Linked DNA regions of Mus musculus: region 2 is linked to region 1. A link is a loop called in an ENCODE intact Hi-C map of the cell type or tissue named here. Cell type or tissue: heart. All regions are shown on one strand.

Evidence for each region. Peaks named below come from ENCODE experiments on the same cell type or tissue, not always from the same donor. Only the 100,000 strongest peaks of a DNase experiment are listed, where the experiment ranks them.
Region 2: a loop joins it to region 1, with 2.3 times the contacts of the local background. A loop is called at or near these places in 6 of 42 quality-filtered maps.

The regions. Positions count from the first base shown.
Region 1 is chr2:103,572,743-103,580,742 of GRCm38, reverse strand. The region is part of intron 1 of Abtb2 (ankyrin repeat and BTB (POZ) domain containing 2); the gene reads right to left. 8030431J09Rik (a long non-coding RNA gene) reads right to left here. Exons shown (of 2, transcript XR_866592.2): 1 at 1-8,000. Among named protein-coding and RNA genes, the nearest start is that of 8030431J09Rik, 4.6 kb to the right of the region's middle. In heart, a CTCF peak has its summit at 4,652; a DNase peak (open chromatin) is centred at 2,792; H3K4me3 peaks cover 1,425 bases; H3K27ac peaks cover 3,114 bases.
Region 2 is chr2:103,686,442-103,694,441 of GRCm38, reverse strand. All of the region lies in intron 3 of Abtb2 (ankyrin repeat and BTB (POZ) domain containing 2), which reads right to left. Among named protein-coding and RNA genes, the nearest start is that of Nat10, 71 kb to the left of the region's middle. In heart, no CTCF peak of the experiment used is centred here; a DNase peak (open chromatin) is centred at 3,901; H3K27ac peaks cover 965 bases.

The DNA.
Region 1 (8,000 bases):
TGATATTCAGGGGGTTTCTCTGAGCTTCAAGCTCTTCAGCAAGACTACATGCAGAATACACACAATGGCAGAACCACATGGCCCAAGACATGTGAAGCACATAGCCCAGGTACACACTGTAAGGCTCAGCACTTCGTAGTTTAAGTGCTGGACATGGGAGTTGACACTATGGTCTGCTGGCTTCTCTGGTGAAGGAGGACACATGCGTAGTTGGGAACTCGAGAATCTGGAGGAAGGCTGCCTCGGTTTCATTATATGACTTGTGAGACCTGAGCCGGTTACTTAACCTCTTTAGACAGTTTCTGCATCCTAGAGATGTAATTAACAGAAGCTTTACCAGTTGATTAAGCAGCATGACCTCAGCACTGCCGTTCCAGATCTAACTTTGCCCTTCCCAGGTAAGCCCAGCACTCCAGGCTTCTCTTGGAGCTCTCTGGGGAGCTCTGTGGATGAGGAGCGATCCAAGCATCATAGCTAAGGAGTGAAGGAAAGCCATCAGCCTGGGTGGGGCAGAAACAAGCACTCCAGAACAGTGATGCTCTGCCCACTAATAATAGCTAATGTCTGAGTGCTAGCCGTGTACCAGACGTTCCCAAGCACTCTTCCCACACCATCTGAGCCCTTTTCCACACCATTTCCTTCGGAGTTTCTGAAGGAAGGCCCTTATATTAGTCACAGACACATATATTTTTAAGCTCTCCAGGTGATGATAACATGAATCTACTGCTGGGAATTAATGAAAGAGCTACTTGATGAGAACTGTGATATCCCCGTTTAATAGCAGAGGAAAATTGAGACAACAGATGGTCAGGCAGTGGCAACCATAAGGTCCCATCCATAACTACCCTATGCCCCCACCTTCTGAAGAGCAGGCCCTTGGATATACACAGTATCCTATGAACATTCTTTCAATATCAATTCCTGACTCACTCATGACTGACTTGCAAGAATCCAAAGCTGCCTGAACATGGGTTATAGTTTTTTCCAGAAGTGAAGAACATGTATGCAAAGTTCCAAGTAGTTCACAGAACTAGTGGACCTAATTAAACAGACCACGTGTTAATGACTGAAAACAGTAGAGCTGATCACCTTTGTGTAGGCTATTGGCCATCTACAAAGGAGCTTCTTTAGGCTAACAACTGAACATGTTAAATAGAAATTAACCCTCTCTTGCCCAAGTCCTGACCAGTCTTGTTGGGCTATGCCTCTGGAAAAACAAATGAGTACAGCTATTCAATCTATTACACGATTGAGAAAGTATAAGGTGGCCTTGCCTCCTACCCAGCTTCTTACTTACTATCTCTGTAGATTACATCTGGGACAAACAACCAAATCTACACTTAAGTCTCTGGCTTAGTCCTGCCCCTTCAATACTTTAGTGAAGCCTGGCCCATAAGCCTTACCGTCGTCACTCAGTTTTTCCTCTCTTAACTCACATACCAAACTGTAGGTAAATACCATTGGCTCTGACCATACACACATCCACGACCAACCTGTCCAAGTCCCACCCTCACTTTGTCTAAGTTCCTCCCTCTTTTACCTCAATGATTGCAAACCCCTCTTCCTTGATCATCTCACTTCTACACTTGATACTAAAGTCCATTCCCAACAGGGCAGAGAGAATAACCGTCTTAAACTGCAAATGGAATCGTGTCAATCAGCTCAAGTTCATCACAGCACACTCAGCCTTAAAGACATGGCGCTGTTATGCAATAACACTGTGTTGTTTCGTCTTCTCCTTCCTTCTGCTCCATGAGGAACCCAACCACGCTCATCTCCGTGCGGTCTACAGCAACCAGGAACAGTTCCTTGTTATTCCCTCTACTGGGAGCTGCTTTCTCCAGCCATGAGGGCCCTTACTGTGGCTCCTCCATTGTGCCTCCTGTCTTCACTTTCAGCCATGCTCCCCGGAACACTGCCCAGTCCACACAAAGTCTTCAGTAAATATTTGCTGAACAAATGATGCACCGCAAACTGAACTTTCCTCCTAGCTCCTAACCCAGAGTCCCTACGCACTGTAATCTCCTCAGAGACTAGCTAAATAGACAATATCATCTGTGAGACTTTACAAAGGTCCCATGATAGGGGAATATTCTGATGATTCTCAGGGCAGCTCTACCCCGGGGCCTTGTATTACACTCCTGTATTGAATCCCAGCATAGTTCTGGCTTGTCCTGCTTGCCCTGGGAGGATTAAGTCCAAAAGAACAGCTGTGAGCAATTTGCTTTCCAATTTTGTCTCCGTGTATAACTTGATCTACCCAGCTCTGAGATGAAGACCAAACCACCAGGTCCCCAGTTCATACATAGGGACCCCTGCCTTATCTGGAACACTTCATTGACTTTCCTTAGGATTTGAGAGGTGGATAGGGAAGAGAAGGGCACAAGCTTGTTTAATCTCGCCTCTCAGCCTAACCTCCCAAGTCCTGCTCAAACTCTGGGACTGAGGAGAGAAGTTAAAGCCTGCACACCTCAGGACAACAAGCTCTGCATCTTGGCTTTTTAGAACTCCTGGCCTCCTGTCATCCTCAGTGACTCTCATTTCCCCTCCTTTTTGAAAAATCAGGCCTGCCAACCCCAACAAACAGCATTTAAAAATATCGTGCTGGCTTGTGCAGCACTGCCTTCTACATTCCTCACAATGCCTATCTGTGTCCCAAGTAGGACAGAGAAGGGTGTAGAGTATTTATTTTTTCCTAGCTTCTCCCCTACTATAAATACCCTAGTCTGGGTAGGCAGGCTTCAAACACCAGCTGTATGAAGTCACCTCGGGGCTGGACCTCACCACAGTGCTGGCCTGCCAGGGCCTGGACACAGCTGTCAAGCAGTTTATGTCAGCCAGAAGTACATAGAACTCATCCTTCTGGGAGAAGGCGAAGCAAAACCTAAGTGTAACAATCACAGCAAATGCTAATGTTAAAAAGATGGCGTCTAGTCTCACCAGCCCACAGCCTGCTTCAGCCAGGACTTTTTCTTTCCTCAGGATACTAATTACAGGGGTCAATCCCAGGGAACTGATTTCACAGAGTTCTTGTGGGGTCCAGAAAATTTCCAGAGACAGAATGGCCCCCAGAGACTCTAGTCCAACCTCCTCATACCACAGAGATCCAAAAACTGGGGTGATTCACTCCAGTCACAGAGAGGGCAAGCTCCTGTCCAGAACTTTCTCAATCCAAGTCTATAGTTCTCTGTGCTGAATTGTTCTAGACACTGTTGTATACAGTTTGCTTAGTATGTAAACATCAACTTATAGCTTTCCTCATAATGAGATCAGAAAATACTGATCTCATACTTTAGAAGGGTTATACCAAAAAGTTGTCCCCAAAAAGGGCTAGGGTGTAGCTTGATGGAAGAGCACAGGCCCTGGGCTGGACCCAGCGCTTGAAAAACAAGCTTTCAACAAAAGCTTTTGTTGGGATGGTTATCCTGTCTCACACTCCTAGAGGTTCAGTTTCATCTCTCCCTGGAATCAGGTTTCTATTGCCAGGACTTCCAAGTTCAGTCTCCCTACTTAAATTTTGTCCTCATGAAACTCTTCTTAGCTAACATTTAGAAAGAAAGACCTTCAAATCATTAACTACATATGAGTCTATCTGTAGTTCTGCAATATCCTCATGAAATTTATCATTTTCAAGTGACAAGAAAATTTCTTCAGCACACTGAGGTCAGGAAAAGGACACACACACACCCACCCCTAAGGTGTTAGCCAACCTAGTATGATCTCTGCATTTTGCTGTCAGGGCTCTACTAAACTCTAGGGAGTCCAACCCAGATGAAGATGAATTATAAAATGCTTCTATGATCTCAAGCATGTAACACAAAAATCTTTACTAATATTTTAGAAACACATCAACAAGAGCTAGAAAAGAACTCCACATCAAAAATGAGCTGTCAGCTGCTAAGCCCTATACTGGAAATTGAGCACACCAAGTTAGACCTGAAGTCAACAAAGAGGAGTAAGACCCTTTTAGCTCATCTTGTTTGAGGCTGTTCCTTACTTCCATAGTGTAGAATTCTGCAAGAATAAACTCAGTAGTCTACTTTAAAAAGTTTACCACTCACAACCTTTATTACGTACAGGGATCACTTTAGCCCAGTGAACTAATCAAGTCGGAAGCCAAGTTCAACAAGAGAAGTGGGGCTCTCCCTTTAGTTCAAGTTTGCTCATTTAAAAGTCTTGTATTACTTTCACAGCTACAACAGCAGACGGGTGCATTTTTGAGGTCAAACTTTCAATCAACAAGAAGGGTAACAGGAGGTCTGGGTTGTGGTTAGGATGAGCAGCAGAGCAGACACACTCCATTTCTGAATTATAAAAATAAGTTTTGGAAAACTCTTCATCCAACACTTTGGCAGCCTTCTTCACATCTGGATAAAAGATGTGAGTTGTTGAGTTTTTTTTTTTTAAACTTTTTTCCTGTGTTATCTCCTCTACTCTTCCTTGTTTTGTAGCTGAGCCTCCCAGCCAACCAGGTTCACTTGCTGTCATGCAAAAATGCATGCATTGATTGGCTTGTAGGTCTTTCCCACACTGTCCCTTCTTTCTCTTTCTTGATCGAGGCTCTGTTGTCCACGTCTGCATTGGCTCACAGGCTCCATCTCCTACAAGGAGCCCCACTCCCTTCCAACCACTAGGGTGCCCACCTTACCAGCTTTGTAAAGCTTCAAAACTTTCATCTATGGACTGGAAACTATAGCTCTCTTACAGAGAGGCTGGATGGCTGAATGAAATTAGCCCATGAAAAGTCCAAAGATGGGTAACATTGTGCAATTAGTGGGGGCTATCAGCACTGTTTCCATATTGTTTTAAACAAGATGCCAAGCTTCTTTTTTTAAATTAGATTATTGTTGTTTATTTCTTTTTAAATGTTATTCTTTTTTTAAGATTTATTTATTTATTATATGTATGTATACTGGAGCTGTCTTCAGACACACCAGAAGAGGGCATCAGATTTCATTACAGATAGTTGTGAGCCACCATGTGGTTGCTGGGATTTGAACTCAGGACCTCTGGAAGAGCAATCACTGCTCTTAACCGCTGAGCCATCTCTCCAGCCCTGATGCCAAGCTTCTTTGCCGCTAACCATATGCATGCTATGCTGTCGCTCTTAGATCACAAACTCCTCAAACAACGCTGCTTGTCCTCCAATCCTTCTTGTTTGCCTTGCACACAGCCACTGTCAGCAAAGTAGATCACAGAGGGTACTGGGGCATTTCTCAGGCTAAACTTGGGCTATGTTTCTCCATCATTTCCCTTCCAACTCAACAAGCAACTCCAAACAAACAAAGCTGAAAACCCATTTTGGTTGTTTTTAAAAACAGGCAAAGCCAGGCACGGTGCTATAAGCCTCTAAGCCCCTCAGTCAGGGAGTTAAAAAAAAAAAAAAAAAAAAAAAAAAAAAAAAAAAAAAAGGAGGGTCAGGACCTTGAAGTCATCTTCAGCCACACAGTAGTTTCTAGGCATGTCCAGTCTACTAAGACTCTGCCTTAAAACAAACAAGAACAATCAACAAGGTGCTCACATCACAGATGAGCAAAACAGGAATCACCTGCCATTCTCAAGGCTTGGAAATCAGGTTCAATCAGTCAAATCCAATATCCACAACAAAACTGCTCCCTCGGAGTCTGGAGCGTTAAACAGGGATTGCTCTTGTTATCTTGACAGAGGTGGACAAGTACTCAGTGGGAGAAAGCTAACCTCACTGCCAGACTGCACGTCCTAGGGACAGTCCACCTTGAGCAGAGCAAGAAGGTGATTTTTCCAGACTCCATAACTTCTTCCTACCTCCAGAAACCAATTATTAGTCATCAAGGAGAGCCTTCTGACTAACACTTGCAACCTGGGATCTGGGTCATGCTCCACCCTACATGAGAAACTCAAGTAGCTTGAATCTTAGCAGAAGGGAAGAAAATTAATGCATTCAATTAGAGTTTGTATTTTCTTTTTAAAAAGTCTCTTATAGAGATGCTTATTAAATATTCACAGTCATCTCATGAGTTGGCTATTACAGTCCTACCTTGCAGAGCTGTGTTTTCCAATCAAGGGTGAATTTGTTCCCTATGGAACATCTGGAAATGTTGGGAGATACTTTGCGTTGTCACAACAACTGGTGGCAAGAGGGTGTTATGAAGCATCTTACAATGCACAGGACAGCCTCATGACAAACAGCATTTAGTACCAAATGCCAACAGTGCCAACTTTGTTACAGAGAAAGAAGCTAAGTCACAGAAGTTAAAGAATTCGCCGTACATCCCACAGATGAGGCGAGGGGAAATCACACTCAGCAGCCTCGCCCCAGGCTGTGCCCTCACTAAACCCTCAGAATCCTTACCATCCCTGGGTCATTGATACTCATCAGGTGCAACCACCCTGAGCAGAAGAATGGGCCCCTCTTTGGGTAGGAGAAGAAAGAAACTTGGGGTGATTTGCTTGAGGACATGGGTTCACTAATAGGCAAAGCAGTTTGGGAGGTCCAACCTGTGGTCTAAAAGCCATATCACCTTGGCACAGTGCTGTGCTGATTAGTGTTTGTCCTATACTCCGAATACAAAATACCGTGGGCAGCTGGACACATTGTTGCACTCTAAGGAAATCAATGTACCCTTCAGAAAGGCTCTTCTGGGCCTGGAAGATGGCTCACTCAGGCTGGGTCACTAGGGCTCACTGAAACCAGCATAGCCTATTCAACAAGCTCTAGCCACATCACAGAGAGACTGTCTCAAAACAGACAAGGTGGACAGCACCTGAAGAATAACACCAGAGGTTTAAGACTTCAGGCTTCCACATGCACACCCACCCACATATACACACACATGTATGCATACCCAGAAAGAAAGGAGACGGGATTGGTTGATTCTTCTGCACCTCTCCCCCAACACCTGGAGGACCATTGGCCTATTATTGAAGTAATTTTTGCAGCTTTCCCTCCCTTGCATGTCCATGCATCCCAAGCTCCTTCACCCCTCTTAACCAAAGAGCATCACTCTGGCAACCCTTCAGCTTTTCCATACAGCTGAATATATTGATCATCTAGCAGCTGCAACTTGGTAAAGGACTCCCCTCTGGGGCAGCCACCCTCCCTGCCTCTTCAAAGTAGGAATAATGGTGCCTTCAAGTTAATGGCATCTCCACTGTACACTCTCTAAGCCTGGAAAGGATTGGCTGGTCTGAGAAGTTTAAGATACCTAGACATAGTAGGCCATTTACAATTAAGATCTATAAGAAGTAACAGTGTTGCTGTGTGTTTGACCCAACCTGACATCTGAAGAGTCAAATACTATACTGACCTGTTCCTTGCTACTTCGGATTCTAGGATTCTTTATAGAAAGAATCTTCTTTGCAGACTTGGGATTTGAGCAAAATAGGGCTTAGCCCTGGCCCTGCCACCATCACTGAGCTTCGAGACATGAGCTGTTGAGGATCTCTCTGTGAAAAGCATCCTAGGCACAGCAAGTTGATGGGAATGCAGCAAGATTACTAATCAGAACTTTCAACTCAATCCTCCCATGGACTGCTCTGCTGCCTGCTGGATATCTGCTATAAAACTCCACCACACTGGGCATCCCACATGAAAGGCGTCTCTCTAACCTGAAGCCCTCCAACTCACTTCCCACTCATCCTATCTCAGGGCTTGGGAAGCACCTAGGAATTAGGGTAGCCACCAACTGAATGATGTCCTCCTCATGATCTGTCCACCGCCAAATGGTGCTTCTGTTCATCAAGAGCTTGAACCTAAGGGGAAGGGTTCTTCTAACATGTAAAAAGAATTTAAATGCAAATGTTGGAGTGACGCACGCTGTGTGGCAAAAACCTATAGGCAGCCCTACACTAGCAGAACACCTAAAAGTTAGATATTGTGCAGGTTCAGGGGAGACAGTGAAGCCTCTGAGGTCACAATCTGATGGAGAGGCAAGAGCAGGAAAGGATTCAAGAACATATCCTGAGTGCTGTAGAAATGTCAAAGATACTTGGCTCTTCCAGCTCAGAGCGGGGAAGTCGGG
Region 2 (8,000 bases), 110 kb before region 1:
CCACTTTGCTATTTTGTTGTCCAGGCTGGCCTTGAATGTTGGAGTTCAAGTGAGTCCTTGTATCAGTGCACCAGGATTGGGGTGGATTGCCTTACCAGACTAAATTTAATATGATATATGAATTTCAATTTCAAACATGGCCTAGTCACAACGAGATATGATCCTTCTCCGGCCTCTTGCTGGTGGTGGCTCTAGAGGTCTCCAAGGAATCTGTCAGCAATGGAATGTGCAGTCAACTGTATGACAATTGGGACATGAGGCTGAAAAGACAGTCACTAATGAATAATGTTTATAGAACAGGTAATTTTAAGTCCCTTACGTCCTACTAATTAATCATCACTTTGTAAAGCAGGTACTCTTTAAAGTGTGTACTCTACACACGGACAAGCAGAGCACCCAGTGCTATTCACGAAGCAGCAGCAGAGATGGGCTGTGAACCAGGAAGGGCACACCCTCCAAGGCCCTTCTCAGAATGCATTTCATGACCACTCAGTTTGTCCTTTAGCTCTGTTTTTATTTTGTTTTAATTTTACAAATGATTCCTGTGTGTGTGTTTGTATGTGTATGTGCGTGTTTGTATGTGTATATGTGTGTATGTGTGTGTGTGTGTGTGTGTGTGATTACAGTATGATAGAAAGTCAGTTCTTTCTATCATGTGGATCCCAGGGATCTAACTGAGGTCATCAGGCTTGGATACAAAGCCTCCACCAGCTGAACCACCTTGCTGCCTGCCTTCTCCTCTTTGATAAGGTCTCACCATGTAGTCTAGGCTAACCCGGAACTTACTATGCAGACTACACAGGCCTTCAACGTTGTGTGTCACCATGTCTGGCTGACTTTACCTAATGGTATTTTAAACTTTGGGATATGGCAAGCATGCACTCATGCAGCCATCATGCTTTTTACTTTTATTTAAGTATTCAACAACCATTTATTACATAGAATCTATATTTATGATCAGTCTTTGGTCGTCTAGGCATGGAAGCACACATCTGTAATTCTAGCACTTGGGAGACAGGGGTAAGAGAATCATGACTTGATGGGCATCTAGCCTACAGAATGAATTTTACACTAGACTGAGCTATGCAGCAAGACCAGACTGAATCTCAAGAACACAAAACAAAACAAAAAAATGAAATAGTGTCCAGATCAGTGAATGTTTTTACCTGAGATATTTAAAAATAATGATTCTACCAAGATGTGACCCATCTCACAATAAGAGGGGCATCTGTAATATGTCTCCCACTCTGGACCACTTTTGAGAGAGAAGGAAAGTGCTGTTGCCAACACGGGGATGGCCAGGTATAAAGAGGCACTTCATCCTCACAGTGTTAGGGCACTTGACTAAAGAATCTTTGTCCACAGCAGTCCCTCTGCCTGATCCACACTACCTGTTTTGCAAGGGCATTTCCTCCCACCCACCAGCTTGGCATACCTCCATGCTCCCCTTCAGCAACATGCCCTATGACATACAGGACTTACCAGGTTTGTATTCTTTTATTTGTGTGGGATTTTGTGGGCTTTTCCCTTGAGTACAATTTTTCTAAGGCTCACTGTCATCTCCTGCCATCTTTCAGCAAAGAAAGTCCATTAGGAGCCATCTACTGAGTTTATAACAAAGGGCATATTTCTTACTCAGCCCTTGGGTCATGTTCTCAGGGGTCCATTTACTCCTGAGCTGCACTCTGAAGGCAAAGAGAGACTTCCTAGTCTTTTGTTCCTGAAGGCTTCAGGTAACTTGAATATTCTTTTTAGATAAAAACAGTTAATTCCTAGATAAAAAGCTGGCAATGTCTCATGAGGACTTCCTAGAACCAGGCAGACTGGGGCTAAGGTAGCTCTAGGAAAGTAGCTGGAAAACTAGGATAAGGCAGGAAAGGGAGAGGCAGATGTGGTGATGTGGTTGTGCTAACATGCAGCCTTGAGTCATGATGGAAAGATCACAACCGGCCTCGACTCCTGGAGGTATCTTATGTGGGTGAGGAGGTCTAGGTGCCAATGGAGACTACATGCAGGTCGCCACCACACCCTTTTCCACGTAGCAGGAAGGGCCTTAAGCCTTCATAGTTGAGGCTATCAGATCCATTCTCAGGCTAGCATGTCTCGGCATTGTTGCTGGACTGATCCAGCAGGCCAGGGTATCACTGCTACCCACACACATGGGGTGGCAGGAGTGTGACAGCAAACCTTTCTCAACTCCTGGGCCACCGGTGTGGCTTTCTTGGACGATAGGTCACACATCATCCACAGGGCCCAGTGCTGCCATGTGCCAGAGACCCACTTTCTCTTTCCATACTCGCTGACACAGCTGACTACGGACCATACATTCTCTCACCATCTAAAAGCCAGACAGGCCAGGACTTCCAACCTATGCAAATACTCTTTTCTCTTGTGGGCACTTGCCACAGCTCATTGGACTCTGCCAGGAAGGTAGCCTTATCAGGATCCCAGGGCTCAGTTGTTCCCAAGACAACTTGATATTTATCCCACAGACATCTACCTGCTGGGATGGGGAACATGGTGGAGTTTTTGAGCTAGGCCCTGGAAATGGTATTTCTATTCAAATGTAGCTGAGTGAAATCATACTCTATCTGCTTCCCCACTCACCTGCGGTCTAGGGAAGAAAGGTGACACACTCGAAAGTGTCACATATGGAGCTTCTAAAAATGTCTGGGAAACAACCTATGTTGAACTTAGGGTAGACAGAGATGATCTCATGTAGAGAGGAATTCCTGATAGGTAAATAGTGACCCTGTGGATGGGGGTGGGGATGTGGATGGGAGGCAGCAGTCAGAAATGAGGAAGAAAAGGCAGGCTCCCGTGCTGGATCTAACTCTGCTTTCTACACCTATAGCCCAACTGCAGCCCTGTGAATACTCTGGCACAGACTTCTGACTTGCATACTATATTGCTAGGATCTGGGCACCAACTTATGCCAAGCAAGCCTGAGGCCATTTGCATATCACCTTTGACCCTTCAGCTGCTTGCCAGAGAGGTTTGTCATGAGTTCATGTCTTACCAGTGTGAAAGCCAAGGCACATCACTCAGGTCATATAGTAGTCAAACCATAACTAGACTGGCCCTTAGAAAACATGACAAATGTACTGGGATCTTCCATGATGTCCAGCTGCCATATAGGGCACATTGAATCTGCTGGCCAATAGAGAAATAGGAGGTGTAATGGGACACCTCCGTGGGCCATGTACCCATGCTGCCCAGACTCCACCTTTACTCACATCCTCGACAGACTCTGAACTGAAAGCTGGACACCAGCGTCTCAAAGAGTGCACTCAAAATATTAAAAACCCCATTCCAAAACTGCATATACTAAACATGGGAAAGGGAGGGGGCAGGGCAAGCCACAGCCAGCTGAGAGGCTGCTTGTCTGGGTTGTGTGGGAAGGAATAAATCTAAGGAGATGCCTGGAAGGCAGGTGAGGGCAGGCCAGAAAACGAGCCTGGTCTGGCTCTTGATCTGCTAAAGCTCCTAGCTGCTCGCACTGTCAGGGTCTGAATCATCTCCAGAAGGGCCTCGGAAGCACCTCAAAAATGCAGGATCCCTTGAGAGGGAGGCCTTCCCTATACCAGGCACTCTCAGAAACACAGCCACACTACAGACAAAAGGGATTGTTGCTGTCATGTAACTCCAAATGAATGAAGCCTGGGCTGGGCAGTTCCCAGTCTTCTTTTTTTGTGTGTGTGAAGACTGGCGGTTGTAACAATGGGACAGGAAGTCCCAGGCAAGGGGCAGCCCGCAGGGGCACTTGTCAGAGGCCTGGCCAGGATCCTGTTCTGTCTCCGTACTCTATTATCTGGCACTGCCACTTTCTTTGTCTGCTCCAAATCCCTGGCTCGCTCCTTCTCGGATGTTGGCAGATGCCCACATTCAGGCTGGCCACCCAGAGCTAGCAAACCAAGTCTGATGGGAAGCAGTTGAGAGCCAGCCACCCATGTCACAGTGGAGGGGAGGGAGCTGATGGAGAGGTCCGAGACTTGCCCTCTCAGTCTGGGGAAGGCAAGAGAGAGTGCACAGTAAGAAGTCCCTGGTTTGTTATAATCAGAATTCCCGGCCTGAACTCTACTTTGCCTCTTTCTTTCTAGCTGAGACCTTGGCATGTCTGGGTCCTCCTCAGGCCCCCAGGTCCTGCTCAGACCTACAGTCTGCTGTAAATGGGAACAAGAAAAGTTTCCTCCAAGAGCTATGGGCAAGGAACTGTTACGGAGCTGGGTAAAGTGCTTCAGAGACTGTCAGGCTTGATCTTAATGTTGAGGGTCTACACAAAATCCCTTAATGTTCTCTAAGAATGATGCATCCTGGACTGCCATCCTGAAGTGCCATCAGAAGTGACTATTGACTCCCCTCCCCTCTGGAGTGTGGGTAAGATAGAGTAATATATTCTACTAGGCTGAATTCTTGCTTCTTACCGAAACAACAAAGATAATCAAGTCAGATCATATTGCTCCTAGGTATGCATTGGCAGCAGGTCACACACAGGTACCATGGTAGCTGAACCTTAATGAGCAGGAGGCCAGGAACACAATACAAATGAATGTTGGAAAATGACTGATAGTTTGCTTGGCCAGAGAAAATCAAGGCTGTAGAATACTCTGAATCCTCGGATAGTAGTTTAAACTCTAATACATCTATAAACACTTCAGTTTCAAACAATTCTCACTTCACCTTAGTTCTCAACTTGGGACATCTGGTCTACCTCCATCCTCTTTGCTCCTCACCAGGTTCCTTACCTCCTGCTGAGTTACAAGAAAGTAAAGACAGACACTGAAGAGGGAAGTATACTAGCAAAGGGGGAAAATACGCACTTTGAGTAGATATGATTTTTAAGCTTACCAATGTTTTGGGATTATCTGTGAACTAAACATGACTATTTTAGTCCTTCCATAAGTTTATGATAATAACATCTGCACAGTTCATTAGCAATTACCACATATGGGGAGCTTATATTGTGTATTACCTTATTTGATCTCCATGAACTCAGTTGGAAATAGGTCAAGTCATTTCCACTTCAAGTAAGAGGTTTGGGAAATTAAATGCTTGCAGTCACATATCTGGTAAATGATAAAACAGGAACCCCTTTGCCCTAACTTCACAGACCCCAACCATTAGATGCCATTGGCTATTTTGCTAGCTGAAGACAATATTTAATAATTTGTGTTTCAGGAACTGTTCTATGTCAGAAACAAAGAAGACTCATGATGTTTACATTTTCAAGGGGTGAGAAATGGCCAAACAAGTAGATTTACACTTAAACAAGATCATTTCAAAAAGAAAAAAGAGGGAGAGATGACAGGGAATGTGTTGGATGGGAGAGACGGCCCTCAGTGTGATCTGAAAACTACATACCAGTCCTTGTGGAGGTTACTGGCAATGCAAAGTGGGGGAACATGGAAGCAATACTTAAACCACTCAATAGCTATTATTTCATTTACTTCCATTTTGGGTAAACAGATGGAGATTTAATGCACAAAAAGCGGGGAAGAGGCATGGAGAAAAGAGCTTAACATTGCAAATCTTCTTGAAGTGGTATTTAAGGGAATCACAAGTCAGTAGCATGAAGCTCCCATCACCATCATCTCTATTATGTGATAAGAAAACACTTTCGCAAGCTGAGCAAAAGATTAACGAGCCACTTAGACTCAACGAACACCAACCGGTGGGTGCCTCTGAACATCACCCTTCTGCATCTGGAACAGAACAAAGGAAAATAGATGCCTGTCCTCACTGTGGGGCTCATCTGTGTAAGTAAGGGTCATGTCCCCAGAACTTGGGGAGCCATCTAAAGAAGCAGGCCTGGAATTTCATATTACCAAGAAGGAACAGTCTCTGGGAATCAGAGGAAGAAACGCTGAACTGGACTCTTAGAACACATCTCCGAGGATATGCTCACCAACGGCAAACTACTAACCCACAGCCTGACATTGAAACATTTGCTAACTAGGAACTGGTAATGACTGGGGGTTAGGTGGAGGTGTCCTACCAAAGTTTTGTTCCTTTAAAGTGTGAATTCATTTGCCATGATATTTGCATCTGGGAATACCAGAAGCCCTGTGTTTTTGTTGTTTAAGCCATGCTTAAGTCATAATTTTCTCTGGTTGTGTTGTGAGGGCTATTTAAAGTCCTTGGTCTGATCTGCCAGGGTCTATCAACAATTCTAGTCTTCTCAGAGATTATCCTTAATGTGGTAATGAAGACTTCACATATACCACATGCCAGACACTGTTATATATATTTATATATTAATCTTAGAGCATCCTGAAGTTGCTACTATTGTTCCTATGCTAAGCAGAATTGAGACATAAAGCTGAAGTGACAGGCATGAGGCCATCTGGTTTGGGGATTTGAAGCTAGGCAGGCTTTGATCCAGAGAGCCAACCTAACACACTGCCACAAAATTCAAGCTTCCTCTCACACTGATGGCTGAAGGTTCTGAAATGCAGCAAGGCTGAGTTCAAAAAGTGTATCTTTGAGCACAACTTTATTCTTTAGATAAGACTACACTAACTGAATGAAGACTCAATGACAGCAGGTCTTGCAAGGTTCCATCCCAGTACAGACACTCTTGGTTTAGGGTCTGAGATACTGGCAAAAGCCTCTGGAAGAGGTCTCCCTCTACAAAGAGGCACTATGTAGAGCTGAGGGAGGGAGGTCAGGAACTGCAGCTAGGGCCCACGTTTTGAGCAAATAGCCTGGTAGCCATTGTAACTACCACTTTTTCTCCCTGGCCTTACTTCTTCAGGGTCCTGGGCTCTGATGCACAGGTCTGGTCACCTTACCCCAATCTGACCCTGAACATTTAACTCTGTGTCTCCTTCCATTCTTAATGACTGATGACATCTTCCAGCAATTTGCTGGCAAGAGAACAGGTCTCTTGCCTCCCATGCATGTCTATACAGTCCTCCTTCTCCTCATTCCTCAGGATGGTTATAGTCTAGGCTACCACCCCAGCTGGCCAACCCTCTGCCTCCAGGCATTACCACCATCAAGGACCACATGGCCAGATGGTTGCCCATCCTCTTCCAGGCCTCAGGGGAGGGATCCACAGACTCCTGGATCCCTGACAGGAGCTTCTTTCACTTTCTAAGCTTAATCTCTTGGTGACACACCCCACAGGGCAGCAGCTGTGACTAATCCTGTGTTCTAGGCCCTGCCTTGTGTGTCTGGCTGGTGCTGTGACACTGAGCTGCCAGGGAGCAAGGCATCCTGGGAGGGCAGAGCTCTCAAGGCTAACAAGTGGGGTCCTGGTAGAGATGAGGCAGGTAAGGCTATAGGGGCCCTGAAGGGGTAGACCTGAAAGCTGGGACACACTCATGATGTCTGAGAGCTTTGGGGTCAGGGAGAAGAGAGATCTGAAACACTGTAAAAAGCCAAGGGCCCAGGGCTCAGGAGTATAGTTCTAGTCTCTTCTAGTCATTCACCAGTTAGGCCCAGGCCTGATACACCACCCTTCTGAAAAATATGATCATAAGAAACAGAAATGGATAGAATGCTCTTTAAAAGGGCCATAATAATACATCTCACATCTCTCTCTCTCTCTCTCTCTCTCTCTCTCTCTCTCTCTCTCTCTCTCTCTCTTTCTCTCTCTCACACACACACACTCTAGTGTAGAGTTATTTTCCCTGTCAAGAGAGATATGTGGATGAACTCAGGACTCTGCCACAGAGTGTGTACACTATTCCTGGCCTGATTCAGGTCAGTAGAATGCTTTCCCACTCGTTTTCACAAGCCCTGCCCTGCATGTGACTCTAATTTCCTACTGTTTTTTCTTTTTTAACTCCCTTCCCAAGCACAGAGCTCACAGGTCTAGGGGAAGGTTGCCTTGCAGAGAGATACTGAGGCCCCACTGAACAGTATAGGCTTAGTAGGGAATGTCACACAATGTGCTCCACACAAAAGGGATGCTAGCATGTTGCTGCTCTTTATCTGCAGAGCTATGGTCACTCAAGGTCCCTCCCTAGACGAAATCATAGTATATTTCTTATAAC